Linked DNA regions of Homo sapiens: region 2 is linked to region 1. The links are chromatin loops, found by intact Hi-C in ENCODE. Cell type or tissue: B cell. All regions are shown on one strand. Links, peaks and the distances in the headings refer to the core of each region. The heading gives the core; the rest is flanking DNA. Region 1 holds the start of LOC124903755 (a long non-coding RNA gene). Region 2 holds the start of SNAI3 (snail family transcriptional repressor 3).

Region 1 (6,698 bases), core at 608-5,607:
CCCCACCCCCTTGTAGGAAGCGCCAGCTGTCACCCCAGTCCAAGAGCTCCAGCAAGGTCACGAGCGTGCCCGGCAAAGCCTCGGATCCCGGCGCCGCCAGCACCAAATCAGGGAAGGCCAGCACGCTGTCTCGGCGGGAGGAGCTGCTGAAACAGCTGAAGGCCGTGGAGGATGCTATTGCACGCAAGCGGGCCAAGATCCCCGGGAAAGCATAGGCCGTGCCCCGACCGGACTGGACGCATTTTTATACATAGGGTAAGCGCAGCCATTTTGGATTTTGCAGTTAATGTCTTATTTTGGCTGTGATTCTTTTTAAAAAGTAAAAAAGAAAAAAAAGTTTCTCAGCTGGAAAAGAAGCCACACAGGAAATGACAACGACGCTGAATCCCAGCCTCCCTCCCCAGAGCAGAAGTCCCGCAGGACAGACAGACACAGACAGCGCTAGTGACCAGCACGGTTCTCATGTAAATTACAAGCCCCAGCCGCCAGCCCCGCCTTCTCTTCCTCCTCCTCCGTCTTCTTCCCTGGCCCTGGTCAGGCCTGTGGAGCCCCAGCTCTGGGTCCCTAGCCCGGGTCCAGGCAGCCAGGCTCCCTCCTGAGCTGAGAAACGGAACCTCGCGAACCACTGGTGGCACATCCTTCTCCTCCCCCGCCCCTGATCACCCGCCCCCGGATCAGAAATATATCTATATTCTCGACTAAAGTCTCATCAGGAAATATTTCCTGTCTTTTATTTTAAGCATCAAATTGTTTTAGTTGATTTAAAAAGGAAAAAATACAGAAAAGACCAAAAAAAGGCCAAGGGTGTTGTTGGGGCGTCTGTCTAATGTGGTGGGTCTTTTTTTGAGGGGTCTCCTAAAATAAAATATTTTGATAAGCAGCTGTCCTTGCCCTCGTGGTGTGTGCGCCCTCTGCCCATGCGCAGCCGGGGCTGCCTCTGTGTCGTGCACTGCACTCGGCCCAGCACTCGGGAGCCGCTGGGGGGCGAGGGTGTGGCTGTGCACTCACTCCCCCCGGGAGGACCGGCTGTGGAGCAGCTCCTGCCTTCAGACCCAGCCCAGGAGAGCATTGCGCCTCAGTTTCCCCATTCGTGGGGCTGGGTTGGGGCTTCCTTGGTCCGTGAGGTGGAGGTACTTTCCCTGCAGGGGCCGTGGAGCTGCTGGAGGGGAAGAGGTCCAGGGCTGACTCCCAGCCCCAAGCCCAGCTGCCACCACTGCAGTGACCACCACCGGCTCCGTGTGCAGGCCCCAGACCTGCTGAGCCAGGCCCCGCGTGTGATGCCACGTTCCACAGCAGGGGCCACCGGCAGAGCCCCCCAGGACCCACCGCTGCTGCTCCCTGCTTTCCACCTTGAAAGCCACAGGCCTGCGCCTGGGCAGCGGCCTCCCAGGTGCACGCTCCAGGGCCTCCAGCGCCTCCTTTAATCAGATTCAGGTAGCCGCGGTGTGGTGCCCAGGCCTGCGGCCCACCCATCTCCCTCATCTACTTCCTGACCCGAGGTTCAGGATGAGACCTCCAAGAGAGAGCTCCCTCCCACGGGGCCGCGAGCTGAGCCCCAGGGAGGCAGCATCCCGTGCTTCTGCTCCCAGCATGACCTGCGTCCATGCCACTCTTCCCCTGGATTAAATGACAATTAGAGTGTAGGCAGAGGAGCTGGGCGTGAGCGAGCACCACAGGGGGACCGCCTGTGCACTCCTGAGGGGACTGTTTCCCATTTTATGTCCACCTCCCTCCGATAGCGCAGGCCATGCAGTTCATCTTGTGTCCCAGCGGCCTGGATCATGTGTCTCAGCAATTTTTTCTTTTCTTTTTTTTTTTTTTTTTTTCCTGAGACTGAGTCTCACTCTGTCGCCCAGGCTGGAGGGCAGTGGCACGATCTCGGCTCACTGCAAGCTCCGCCACCCGGGTTCACACCATTCTCCTGCCTCAGCCTCCCGAGTAGCTGGGACTACAGGCGGCCGCCACTACGCCCAGCTAATTTTTTGTATTTTTAGTAGAGACGGGGTTTCACCATGTTAGCCAGGATGGTCTCGATCTCCTGACCTCGTGATCCACCCGTCTCGGCCTCTCAAAGTGCTGGGATGACAGGCGTGAGCCACCGCGTCCGGCCACAGTTTTTTGAGGCTTATCCGATTTGCCATCAGGTCAAAGCCAGGTGCAAGGGAATTCCCATTCTCTGAAAAGGGTGGCCTTCAAGGCCACAGAGCTGGAGTCCAGGCCACCCTGGGTGCCAGCCTGCAGCCTGTCATTTGTGAGCTGCACCATGAGGGCTGGAGGCCAGGAAATGGCGCTCTGTGCCCCCAGTGTGGGGCACCTCAAGCTAGCATCTGCAGTGACTGTCTCTTTACGGCCAGGAGCGGACAGGTGAGCCCACCACAGCTCAACGGCCAGGAGCAGACAGGTGAACCCACCACAGCTCACCTGTGGACTGGGACCAGGCGAGGTCCCCTCTGCGGCTGCTCAGCCCCCGGCCACAGCCCTAGGCACCTCAGTCTGGAGCTGGGTTTGAACTCGCACCGGGTGGCAGTGGACCCCAGGTGTGGCTACCCATCCCTCTGGCTCTTGGACACTGGTGCAGAGGGGCCTGTCCTAGGAGGGTGACTGCCCCCATGTGGTCTAGTGGAGAGGATGTTTGGTCAGGCAGCTGGGAAGGACGGCCTTGCTGTGTGACAGGCATCGATGGGCGTCCACGCCCTCCAGGGACGTCCTGCTCCAGGTGGTTGGCACTCACGTTCTCCTCGCTCCCCATGCAGTGACTAGAAAGCCTGTGTGGGATTCTGGCAACGGCATCCGCCCGCCAGCCCCTCCCAGGGGGTGCCCCAGGGCCTCTGCCCTCTGCCCGCAGCTCCTCCCCCACAGCCACGCTTCCACCCACCCGTTCGGCTGGGCTTTGGGTGGGCAGGCAGACGTAGACCCTGCTTGGAGGCGGTGGCCCTAGAGGGATCCACAGATGGGGAAAAGGCCGAGACACACGAGACCACTCCTGCCGGGGAAAACCCATGAGGGGGTGGGGGCGGCCGCGCCGCAGGGAGGGGCCCTCTGCTGTCCCAGCCAACGTCCCATGACGATTTTGCACCCCCGCCAGCAGTGCCCTCGGCTGGACACACCTGCGTTGTGGGCAGCCGGCAGCGCGTGACCCACTGTGCACCTGCGCCTTGATGTAGGGGGGAGACCCTGCAGAGAGCGCTTCCTTCCGCCCTGTCCAGTGCCCTCCCTGCCTCACCCCTCTTCCCGCAGGCCCGCTCAGGGCGCTGAAGGGCTCCTGACCGTGGGTCCGTCCTTCGCTGCGTCTGGGGGGCGTCCCCCGCGCTGCCTCTGACCCGCCCGGCCCTGCGTTTGTCTGAAGCCCCTCGTTCCGCATCTCCGGACCAGGGTCCGGGGGCGTGGTCTGCTGGGGGCGGGCCCGGGTTGTGGTTTGAGAGCCGCTCGGCCTGTCTGGGCCTCCGCCTCCGGGTCGCCCTCCAGCCTTCCTGCCGCCGCTTTTCCAGTCTTGCCCAACCCGGTATTTCTGCGCTTGCCTCAGCCACCCGCAGGAGCGCAGGCCGCCCTTCGTCCTCCCGTCCTCTGCGCCCACAGGACCCCGGGCCCCGCCCAGTCCGCAGGTCCCGCAGGTCCCCCCGGGCGTGTCTTCCTGGCCCTGCGACCCCCGGGACAGCGCTGAGAACACGCGGAAGGTGGGGAGACGCGCGGCGCTGGCCGGGTCCCTGGCGCCGTTCTCGCGGTGCAGCCTGTGCCTGGGAGTCCGGCCGTCCCACCTCAGAACCAGAGCAAAGCGGGAGATGGGGCGGCGGCCGCTGGGGAGAAGGCAGCCCCGGGTCGGAGGAGGAAGGAGGCGGGGGCGGAGCGGAGTCCGCGGTGGGGCTGCCTTCTTCCATCCTCCCCTGGGCGGGGCGCAGGATGCGGGGGCGCCCAGCCGAGGGAGGGAGGCCGGGGAGGACACTCCTGTGCCCGAGGGCTCCGGCTTCTTCTGCTCACTCCCTCCTGCCGAACTTTTCCACTCGGCCATTTACCTCCTCAGGCACTGGCTGCCCTCATCAGGCCGACCAGGTCCTGCCCGAGGGAACGGCGTGTGTGACCCACGTGTGGACAGACCTGTTCCCCATGCCAGGAGGGAGGGTCACTGGCTCCACCGGGGGATGGGGGACGAGGGCACTAGGCCGAGGTGGGGGGCTTCTCGCTCTCCCCGTCTTTTCCTGGCGTTTTCCTCCATTCCCTCTGGCTCCTATTCCCTCCCCCTTCCTCTCTTTCTTGGGTATGGTTGAGCAGGTCGTGCACTGCACAAGGACTCCCAGCAGAGGACGAGGACTGACATCAATTTGTCTTTCCCTCCCAACACTGTGCGTTCCCTAACCCTGCACGAAGGCACCCTCCTCCCCTCCTCAAGATTCCCCACCCGGCCTGGCCTGCAGCCCTAGCCCCAAGCCGCAGCTGGGCAGGTTGGGCAGAGCACTGGGGAGGCCAGGCCCGGCCATGCTGAGCCCGGTGACTCGTCAGGGTTTCCACAAAACATCTTGAGCACCCAGCTGCAGGCCCCTCGGGACGTTTCCAATGAGGCTCCCCTGGGCCCCTCTCTGTGGCAGAAGGGACCCCGGGGCTGCTTCGTAGGTCTCAACCCAGGGGAGGCCCCCAGAGACTCCGGAGCCAGGGAGGGGCCCAGCCCCCTACCCCCAGGCTGTGCTTGGCATGCAGAGATTGCGGGGGGTCTTGAGTTTTTGTCCCCAGAAGAATGGCTGAGTGGACTCTGGAGAAAAGACAAACACCCCTGCCCCACTGCCGCCGCCCTGTCTCCCAACAGTAAGAGTGCTTGTCAGCCTCCTGGCGGCAGGTGCTGCGGCCTGCGACCACCTGAGCCAGGCAGGTGATGCTAATGCGCCTCAGGGCAGCCCTGGCACTGGAGCTGCTATCATCCCACTGTACCCATGGGGAGAGCCGCTCTCCTCCCTCCTTTTTCCATTCTGTGTTATTTACAGAGCACCCTCCTGTATGCCCTGCACTACTCTCAACCCTGGGTACACAGATGGGGCTGCCACAGACGTGGCCCTCAAGGCGCTCAGGCCGCCTTTTGGGGAGGGCCGTGAGGGGCTGGAATTTTTCTGAGACAGCCAAGCGCCCGTGCAGAGAGGCCTGTATCAGCCCAGCCTAAGGCAGGGCCAACCCACACAGGAGCACCTGTCCTGCTGGGGATGCAGTGGGTTCTGCTGTGTCCTGGAAAAGGCTCTACCCACACCCTAACCCAACCTGTGAACGCGCGCTCATTTGGAAAAGGGGCTTTTGCTTTGATGTAATTAGGGAAAGGATCTTGAGATGGCTCATCCTGGGTTAAGGCAGGTCCCACGTCCTGAGAAGGGGGGAGGGATTATCTTTTAGACTGGGCCCTACATCCAACAACCAGTGTCCTTATAAACCACAGAAGAGGAAAAGGCGGGTGCAGCAGAGAGGCCACGGGAGGAGCCGCCAGCCCGGGAAACTGAGGGCTGGAAGAGCCTCCAGGAGGACCCAGCCCTGAACACGCCCAGCTCCACGGCCTCGTGGAATAAACTTCTCCCATTTCACACCCCCCAGTTTGTGGTGCATGGTTAGCACAGCCCTAGGAAACCAGCACGGATAGTGAGCTCCCCGTCACAGGAGGTATGCAAGCAGAGGGTGGGTGGGCAGGGGCACTGTCGGGAGGAGCAGCCCTGGGGACTCCAGCAATCTGTCTTTGATTCCTCCCAGACTGTTAACCCTGGGGCACAGCCTCCTTCACCCCCAGAGGCCCACAGCAGACAAGCTGAGAGCCACACAGCGGCCAAGAGGAGGTGCTGGAGGGCCCAGGGGTCCCAGTGCTGCCTCAGCCCCACCCGACTTGGGAGCTTTTGTGTTCAGAGAGACTGAGGTTTTCAGCTTAGAGGACACCTCCGTGGAACACATCTGCACCGCGGCAGGGGAGGAAAGGCTGGGGGCACACAAGCACCCTCCCTCCCGCCCTCACCCCGAAGCTGAGGGGACCAGGGCGGACAGATTCCCCCACCTCTGATGTGGCCAGGGGCCCTGGGGACTCCAGGACAACCCTCCTCAGGATGACGTCAAACCCCCGGCATTCAAACCTTCCCAAGTTCTGGCTGCAGCTGTCCCTTTCCGGGGAAACAAAGGCACCTCCAGCGCCCCCACCCCCAGCCAGCCTCACCGATCAAGGAGGCCAAAGGCAGCTCCCGGCCCCGCTTACATAAAGCTTCCTGTGTGTGCTGGTCACACCTCACACCTCACGCCTCACGCCTCATGCCTCATTCACACCTCACACCTCACTCCTCACACCTCCAACTCAGACTTTTTAGCTTGAACTTTTTTCTCAATAAAACCACAGAAGCCCAGGCCGGGTGCAGTGACTCATGCCTGTGATCCCAGCACTTTGCGAGGCCGAGGTGGGCAGATCACGAGGTCAGGAGATCGAGACCATCCTGGCTAACATGGTGAAACCCCGTCTCTACTAAAAATACAAAAAAATTAGCCAGGTGTGGTGGCGGGCGCCTGTAGTCCCAGCTACCCGGCAGGCTGAGGCAGGAGAATGGCGTGAACCCAGGAAGCTGAGCTTGTAGTGAGCCGAGATCGCACCACTGTACTCCCCGCCTGGGCGACAGAGTCAGACTCCGCCTCAAAAAAACAACAAAAAAAAAAACAACACAGAAACCCAACAGAGACCTGAAGACGTGCCTGCCTCC
Region 2 (6,698 bases), core at 540-5,539, 51 kb after region 1:
GGATCTCTGGCTCTGTTTCTACCTCCATGCTGAGGCTTTGGGTAGAGACAGACAACCCATAGAATAGGAGAAAATATTTGCAAATCAGACTTCTGATCAGGAATAGCATCTAGAACACTAGAACATATAAAGGATGTTAGCAAGTCGACAATAAAAAGACAAATAATACAATTTTAATATGGGCAAGGGATTTTTTTTTTTTTTTTTTTTTTTTTTTTTTAGAGACGGAGTCTCGCTCTGTTGCCAGGCTGGAGTGCAGTGGCGTGATCTCGGTTCACTGTAACCTCCACCTCCTGGGTTCAAGCGATTCTCCTGCCTCAGCCTCCTGCGTAGCTGGGAGTACAGGCGCCTGCCACCACGCCCGGCTAATTTTTTTGTATTTTTTTTGTAGAGACAGGATTTCACTGTGTTAGCCAGAATGGTCTCGATCTCCTGACCTCGTGATCCACCCTCCTTGGCCTCCCAAAGTGCTGGGATCACAGGCGTGAGCCACCGCACCTGGCCCCCCACCCTTTTTTTTTTTTTTTTTTTGAGACAGAGTCTTGCTCTGTCTCCCAGGCTGGAGTGCAGTGGCGTGAAATCGGCTCACTGCAACCTGCAACCTCCACCTCCCAGGTCCAAATGATTTTCCTGCCTCAGACTCCCAAGTAGCTGGGACTACAGGTGTGCGCCACCATGCCTGGCTAATTTTTTTTTTCCCCCAGATGGAGTCTCGCTCTGTCACCCAGGCTGGAGTGCGATGGCACGATCTGGGCTCATTGCAACCTCTGCCTCCCTGGTTCAAGCAATTCTCCTGCCTCAGCCTCCCAAGTAGCTGGGATTACAGGCATGCGCCACCACGCCTGGCTTATTTTTGTATTCTTAGTAGAGACAGGGTTTTACCATGTTGGCCAGGCTGGTCTCGAACTCTTGACCTTGTGATCCGCCTGCATCAGCCTCCCAAAGTACTGGGATTACAGGCATAAGCCACTGCGCCTGGCCTTTTTTTTTTTTTTTTTTTTTGAGCTGGAGTCTCACTCTTGTCGCCCAGGCTGGAGTGCAATGGCGTGATCTCAGCTCACTGCAACCTCCGCCTCCCAGGTTCAAACAATTCTCCTGCCTCAGCCTCCTGATAGCTGGGATTACAGACACCTGCCACCATGCCCAGCTAATTTTTGTATGTTTAGTAGACGCGGGTTTTTGCCACATTGGCCAGACTCGTCTCAAACTCCTGGCCTCAAGGGATCTGCCCACCTCAGCCTCCCAAAGTGCTGGATTACAAGTGTGAGCCACTGCGCCCGGCCTGGGCAAGGGATCTGAATAACTATTTCTCCAAAGACGATACACAAATGGCCAATGAACACATGCAAAGATGCTCAATGCCATCAGGGAAGCCCAAATCGCAATCACAATGAGATGCTCACACCCAGTAGAACTGAAAAAAATTGACAATAACCAGTGCTGTGAGGATGAGGAGGAATAGGGGATTCAAAGGAACGCCTCCCATCTGCCACTCTCTCCTGACCTGACCTCCTCCCACCCTCAGTTTTCCTAATTACAGAGTCATCAGGTTTCTGTCCACCCAGAAGTGACGGCAATGACAGGCTAAGAGGCAGCGTCCAAGAGAGTTCTGGGGAGACAGCACTGGGGGAGCCCCAGGTTTCCCGGCTTTGCTGGGGCCTCTCTGCAGGAAAAAGTCACCATTTCTTTTTTCCATCTCTAAGACATGGCCACCTTTCTGCCTCCAGGTATTGTCACAGAGCCAGGACCCTGTTTGTGGGCCCAGTGGCTGAGCCCAGAGGCAGGACGGGGCAAGAGACAGTCTCGCCCCGTCAGGCTGACCATGTGTTTCTGCTGGGATTTTAAATGCTTTCCCCATACTCTCTGGGTTTTGCTTGCCTTTTTATTCATGCTGCGGTCCAGATCCTGGGGAGAAGACACTGTTTTGTTTTGTTTTGTTTTGAGACAGAGTCTCGCTCTGTCGCCCAGGTTGGAGTGCAGGGGCGCGATCGTGGCTCACTGCAACCTCCATCTCCCGGGTTCAAGTGATTCTCCTACCTCAGCCTCCTGAGTATCTGGGATTATAGGCACCCGCCAGCACACCGGGGTAACTTCTGTATTTTTAGTAGGGACGGGGTTTCGCCATGTTGGCTGGTTTCGAACTCCTGACCTCAAGTGATCTGCCGTCCTCGACCTCCCAAAGTGCTGAGATTACAGGCATGAGCCGCCACACCCAGCTGAAGAGACTGTTTAAGTACCTTGCTGGCTTCAGGGGTTCCCTGGGGAGCCATAGGAGCCATTTATTTAAAAGGAGAGATTGAGGGGCCCCAAATCCCAGCACCTCAGGTCTATCCTGGGGTAACATCTTGGCAGAAAGTTGCCAGGGCCCCCTGGCTGTCAGAAAGCCAGGCAGCTGGGGCTACAGTGAGGAGGGGAGCGGGGGCGGGGAGCAGAGAGCACTGCGGGGCAGCACGGCTACTCACGACAGTTGCCCACTGGGCCCAGCACAGCTACCCAGATTTGCACACTGGGATGGACCCTAAGCAACACTTTGAAACTTGCAACTATTACCCATGTAAATTCCGCACACATGTGTAGTCACATGCGCATCCACATACACATAACAGAAGCCAGTGTCCTTCACCATGAGCCAGGCACTCCGGCAGTTTCTGCTCTATTTTATTTTACAAAATTGCTGGGGGTGACTGATGAAACTGATTTCAAAATGCACATTTGAAAAGCATGGTCCTAGCTGGCACCCCCTGGTGGCAGCCCGGGCCTCGGGTGTGGGTCCAGGTGGGATCCCCCCCATCCCCAACTCTGGGTTCTGAGCTGGGATAAAGGCCTCTTGGCGGTGTTGCTGGGGGCCACAGCCCCAACAGCGCCCTTCCTGCTCTCCCCCACCGGCCACAGAGCGTGAGTCCCGACCACCGCGTCCGCCGGCGCCCCTCAGTGGGCCTTTGTCCCAAGAAGCTGCCAAGCCAGGTGGGGACTGCTCTCACCGCCCGTGTGGCAGGCTGTCCTCTGAAGGACAGAGTCCTCTTCTCTCGTGTCCCTAAGCCTAGCAGGCAGTGGGAATGAACGGGCAGCCCGGTTGCTGGGCACCCATCTCCCCAGCCTAGCCGGTGTGTGGAGGATTGCAGCCCTTTAGCCCAGCCTGCCCAGGCAAGCCTGCCGGGGTGAGCAGGAGGGCTTCTGGGGTGAAGGGAGGTGGGGGAGGGAGGGAGACCACGGGCGGAGGCTCACCTGAACTGAATGCAGGAGGGGCAGTGCCTTTGCACCAGAAAGAGCCCATGTGTCCTTCTCACCATCCCCTGTGCTTACACCCCCAGTCAGCATGCTCCGGGGGTCCCTGAGCCGGGCCGCCCCAGACGGCCCTCCTTCCCTCCCACCCACCACCCCGCGACCCCTCCCAAACGTGTGCGCCAGGAAGATGACTCCAGGGTGCCTTTAGCTGGGGCTGTAGTGGTTGGGACGGGCGGCTGTATATCAGGGGTGAGTTCCAGGGAGACTTGGGGGCTTAGAAAACTTAGAAAACTTCTCCAAGTTGGGAGAGAATCCCGCCCGCCCTGCCGGAGGCGGGGCTCAGTGCCCTGAAGTGGAGGCGCCCGTGGGCCACCTCCCTCCCTGCAGCCGCAGCCGCTGCGCAGAGGCGCTGGCTCCTTCTCCTCCCACCTGGGACAGGTGTCTCCCCAGCCCCCGCTCCCAGGGGCCTCTCTCTCTCTCCCGCCCCTCAGGGTCGAGTCCCGGCAGGGGCTCGGGGATCGGGTAGTCAGTACCTCTCTGCGTCTCCAGCCGCCGGTAGTTGGGGACCCTGTGGCTGGAGTGCGTTTTCACCAGGAAGGAGCGCGGCATGTTCCCCTCCCGGGCGGCAGGCCGGGGTGGGCTGGGGCGGGAGGGGCGCGCCTGGGTCCGGACTGCTGCGTCCGCCGGCGCTTGAAGGGGTCAGGCTCATTAGCATAGCGCGCCGCCTCCGCCAACCAGCGCCCGGCGCGAGTGGGGCGGGGCCACGGGGGCGGAACTGAGGGCGAGGCGGGGTCTCGGGCAACACGCCCAGGACAGGTGCGCGGGCGGGACGGGGCGGGGAGCGCGTGGCCGCCGGTGTCCTCCCCACGGGAATTCTCTGGCGTGCGCGCCGCCGAGTCACACACCGACCCGTCGGGCCTGGCCACCCACTCGCCGTGAGTGAAGGGCAGAGTTCAAAGCTGTGTGGAAACCGAGCGAGAATCTCTTCCACAGAATGTGGAAGCGTCGGCCGAGCGCGGTCCTTGGAGAACCCTTGCTGCGGAGAATGACGCTCACTCTGCGGCCTGGCCTCGCCTCCCCATCCCTTCTGCAAACTCACAGGACAGGATTGATGGGGAGAGCCCAGGCGAAACGAAGCTGACCCTAGTGACCAGCCCTACTGGCGGCTCTGGAACAGGCCCGGGACCGGTGGCCTGGAGACAGTGGTCCTTTCTGGATGGGCTGCAGTCTCCGAAGGCTTCCCCCACTGGAGTCAGCCCTTTAGGAGTTTGTCCAGTGCCTCCAGAAAGCTGTTTTTTGGGGGACGGAGGACTTGGCCTGGAATTCTGGAATTCCCAGGGGGTCAGACATGGTTATGGGAAGTTTAATAAAACCGGTGAATCACGTGAATTCTGCAACAGCTGCACGTGTGACCTGGGCAATCCGTTTCCCTCCTTTGTGGTCCTGTAGAGCCCTCAGGGTCATAAAAAGCTGGGAGCCGCTGTGTCCAGTGTCTGGGTCTCTTTTGACATGGACATTTCATAACGTTGGGGGCCAGGTGGGGCCGTCTCTGGGCTGGCGTGCACACAGGGTGTCCCTGGCTGTGCCGCCGGCCTGCCTCCCCAGCAGGGCTTCCACCTCAGAGCTGGGTGGCCTTTGCCCCCTGTGGGCCGGGGGTGGAGAAGGTGGGGGGTGGTGAGTCCATGGAAGCTCTGAGGGACAGACAGCAGGGAGGAGGGCCGTGCCACACCAGCATCCCACGTCCCACATCACACGTCCAGGGTGTGAAAAGCTGGGCTAGTATCAGCCCCACTTTGCCAATGAAAAAAAACTAGGCTGTGAGTCTGGGCTCAGCAGCTCACGCCTGTAATCCCAGCACTGTGGGAGGCTGAGACAAGAGGACTGCTTGAGCCCAGGAGTTTGAGACCAGCCTGAAAAACAACATGAGACCCCGTCTCTACAAAAAAAAAAAAAAAAATTATTTTAATTAGCCAGGCGTGGCAACACCCATCTTCAGTCCCAGCTACTCAGGACGCTGAGGAGGGAGGATTGCTTGTTGCAGTAGCCTCCAGGAGGTGGAGGCTGCTGTGAGCTATGATGACCCCACTGCACTCCAGTCTGGACAACAGAGCAAGACCCTGTCTCAAAAAATTAAAAAAAAACAAAAAAGAAGACCAAGGCTGTGAGAGGTTAGGACACAGTGGGATTGGGACCCAGCCACACTCCAGCTTGTCTGCCACTTGGTGAGGGGGAGTGGAAGGACAGGTGGAGGTGCCCCTGGAAGAAGGTGCCCGCCTCTCCTGCAAGCATGGCCTGGCACCACCACGCCGGGAGTGTAGATTTCAGAGGACACATGCCTGCCTTCTGCTTATTCACCTGTTCCTCGCCTGGAAAGGTTTCTATTTATAGCCTCCCTTCCTTCTCTCTCTCCCTCGCAGACACAGATAACGCTTGCAGATACCTGAGCCAAGCCTCCACCCACACCGTCCCTCCCCGCCCACCTACCCGTTGTGTGGCCACCCGCCAAGCCCCAGCAAGCTTATCTCCTAATCCCAGCTAGAGCCTGGTGTTACTCAGGGCTGCTGTAGCCCTCCCGAGGAGAATGGCTGATCTCATCCCGGGAACGCCCTAGAGGGCCTGCGAGCACCTTTGGGGTGGGGTCCCAGGGCTGCCGCAACAACTTGCCCCCCAGGGACACTCAAGTCGGCTGCAGACTCACTCTTCAGCTGTGATGCACAGGGCGGTGTCCAGGCTGGACCCAAGAAGGCCCCACAGAGGGAAACATCAGCGTCCCCCTTCCCACAGGTGCAGCCTCGGGGGTGGGGATTGGGGGAGGGCGGCCGTCTCCATCCTTTCCGTGTCTTCCGTTCCTCACTGCCGGCAGCTTGGCTCTGGGGGTTAAACTGACGTGCCCCTGAGTGGGGAAACCCACGGCCCACAGCCTGCTAGACCCGCCCTCCTGAACTGCAGCAGGCGACCCAGGTCCTTGCCCCCTTCCCTGGACATCTAGGACATCAGGATGATGACTTGTGCTGGGCCCGGCAGCCTGGCCCCTCCCATCTGCCTCCATCCGACACCCAAGAGCGGTTTTCCAGTGGGTAGCCCACCCCAAGAATTGCCGGTCAGGGCAAAAACGGTTAGAGTTCCATTTATGTTGACATTTTCATCCTTCCTACACGTATGTCTTCCTGCCTTTCTGGTTTTACAGTGACTGTAACCATAGTGTCTGGAGATGTGCACACAGGTATCCAACACGGTAGACATCTCTGTCACCATTGACTGTTGTTTGTTTTAAGATGGAGTCTCACTCCAACCTCCGCCTCCCAGGTTCAAGCAATTCTCCTGCCTCAGCCTCCCAAGTAGCTGGGATTACACGTGTGCACCACCATGCCAGGCTAATTTTTGTATTTTTACTAGAGACTGGGTTTCACCATGTTGGCTAGGCTAGTCTTGAACTCCTGATCTCAAGTGATCCTCCTGCCTTGGCCTCCCAA

What was found. A loop is a pair of places that touch in the nucleus more often than their neighbours do. Peaks named below come from ENCODE experiments on the same cell type or tissue, not always from the same donor. Only the 100,000 strongest peaks of a DNase experiment are listed, where the experiment ranks them.
Region 2: a loop joins it to region 1, with 9 times the contacts of the local background. A loop is called at or near these places in 10 of 110 quality-filtered maps.

The regions. Positions count from the first base shown.
Region 1 is chr16:88,631,085-88,637,782 of GRCh38, forward strand. It overlaps ZC3H18 (zinc finger CCCH-type containing 18), which reads left to right. Exons shown (of 18, transcript NM_144604.4): 18 at 17-880. The coding sequence ends at 215. It overlaps LOC124903755 (a long non-coding RNA gene), which reads left to right and starts at 3,924. Exons shown (of 2, transcript XR_007065181.1): 1 at 3,924-5,628; 2 at 5,716-6,350. RefSeq lists enhancers at 2,349-2,418, 3,690-4,619 and silencers at 3,279-3,328, 3,429-3,488, 3,529-3,608, 3,829-3,988. In B cell, for the core only: no CTCF peak of the experiment used is centred there; DNase peaks (open chromatin) are centred at 3,117, 3,877, 4,387, 5,007 and 1 weaker place; H3K4me3 peaks cover 2,127 bases; H3K27ac peaks cover 2,095 bases.
Region 2 is chr16:88,682,573-88,689,270 of GRCh38, forward strand. SNAI3 (snail family transcriptional repressor 3) reads right to left here and starts at 3,935. Exons shown (of 3, transcript NM_178310.4): 1 at 3,759-3,935. The coding sequence starts at 3,834. SNAI3-AS1 (SNAI3 antisense RNA 1) reads left to right here. Exons shown (of 4, transcript NR_024399.1): 4 at 4,219-4,614. RefSeq lists an enhancer at 1-87 and silencers at 3,546-3,705, 3,756-4,215. In B cell, for the core only: CTCF peaks have their summits at 2,784 (motif pointing left) and 2,992; DNase peaks (open chromatin) are centred at 2,749 and 4,009; H3K4me3 peaks cover 2,443 bases; H3K27ac peaks cover 844 bases.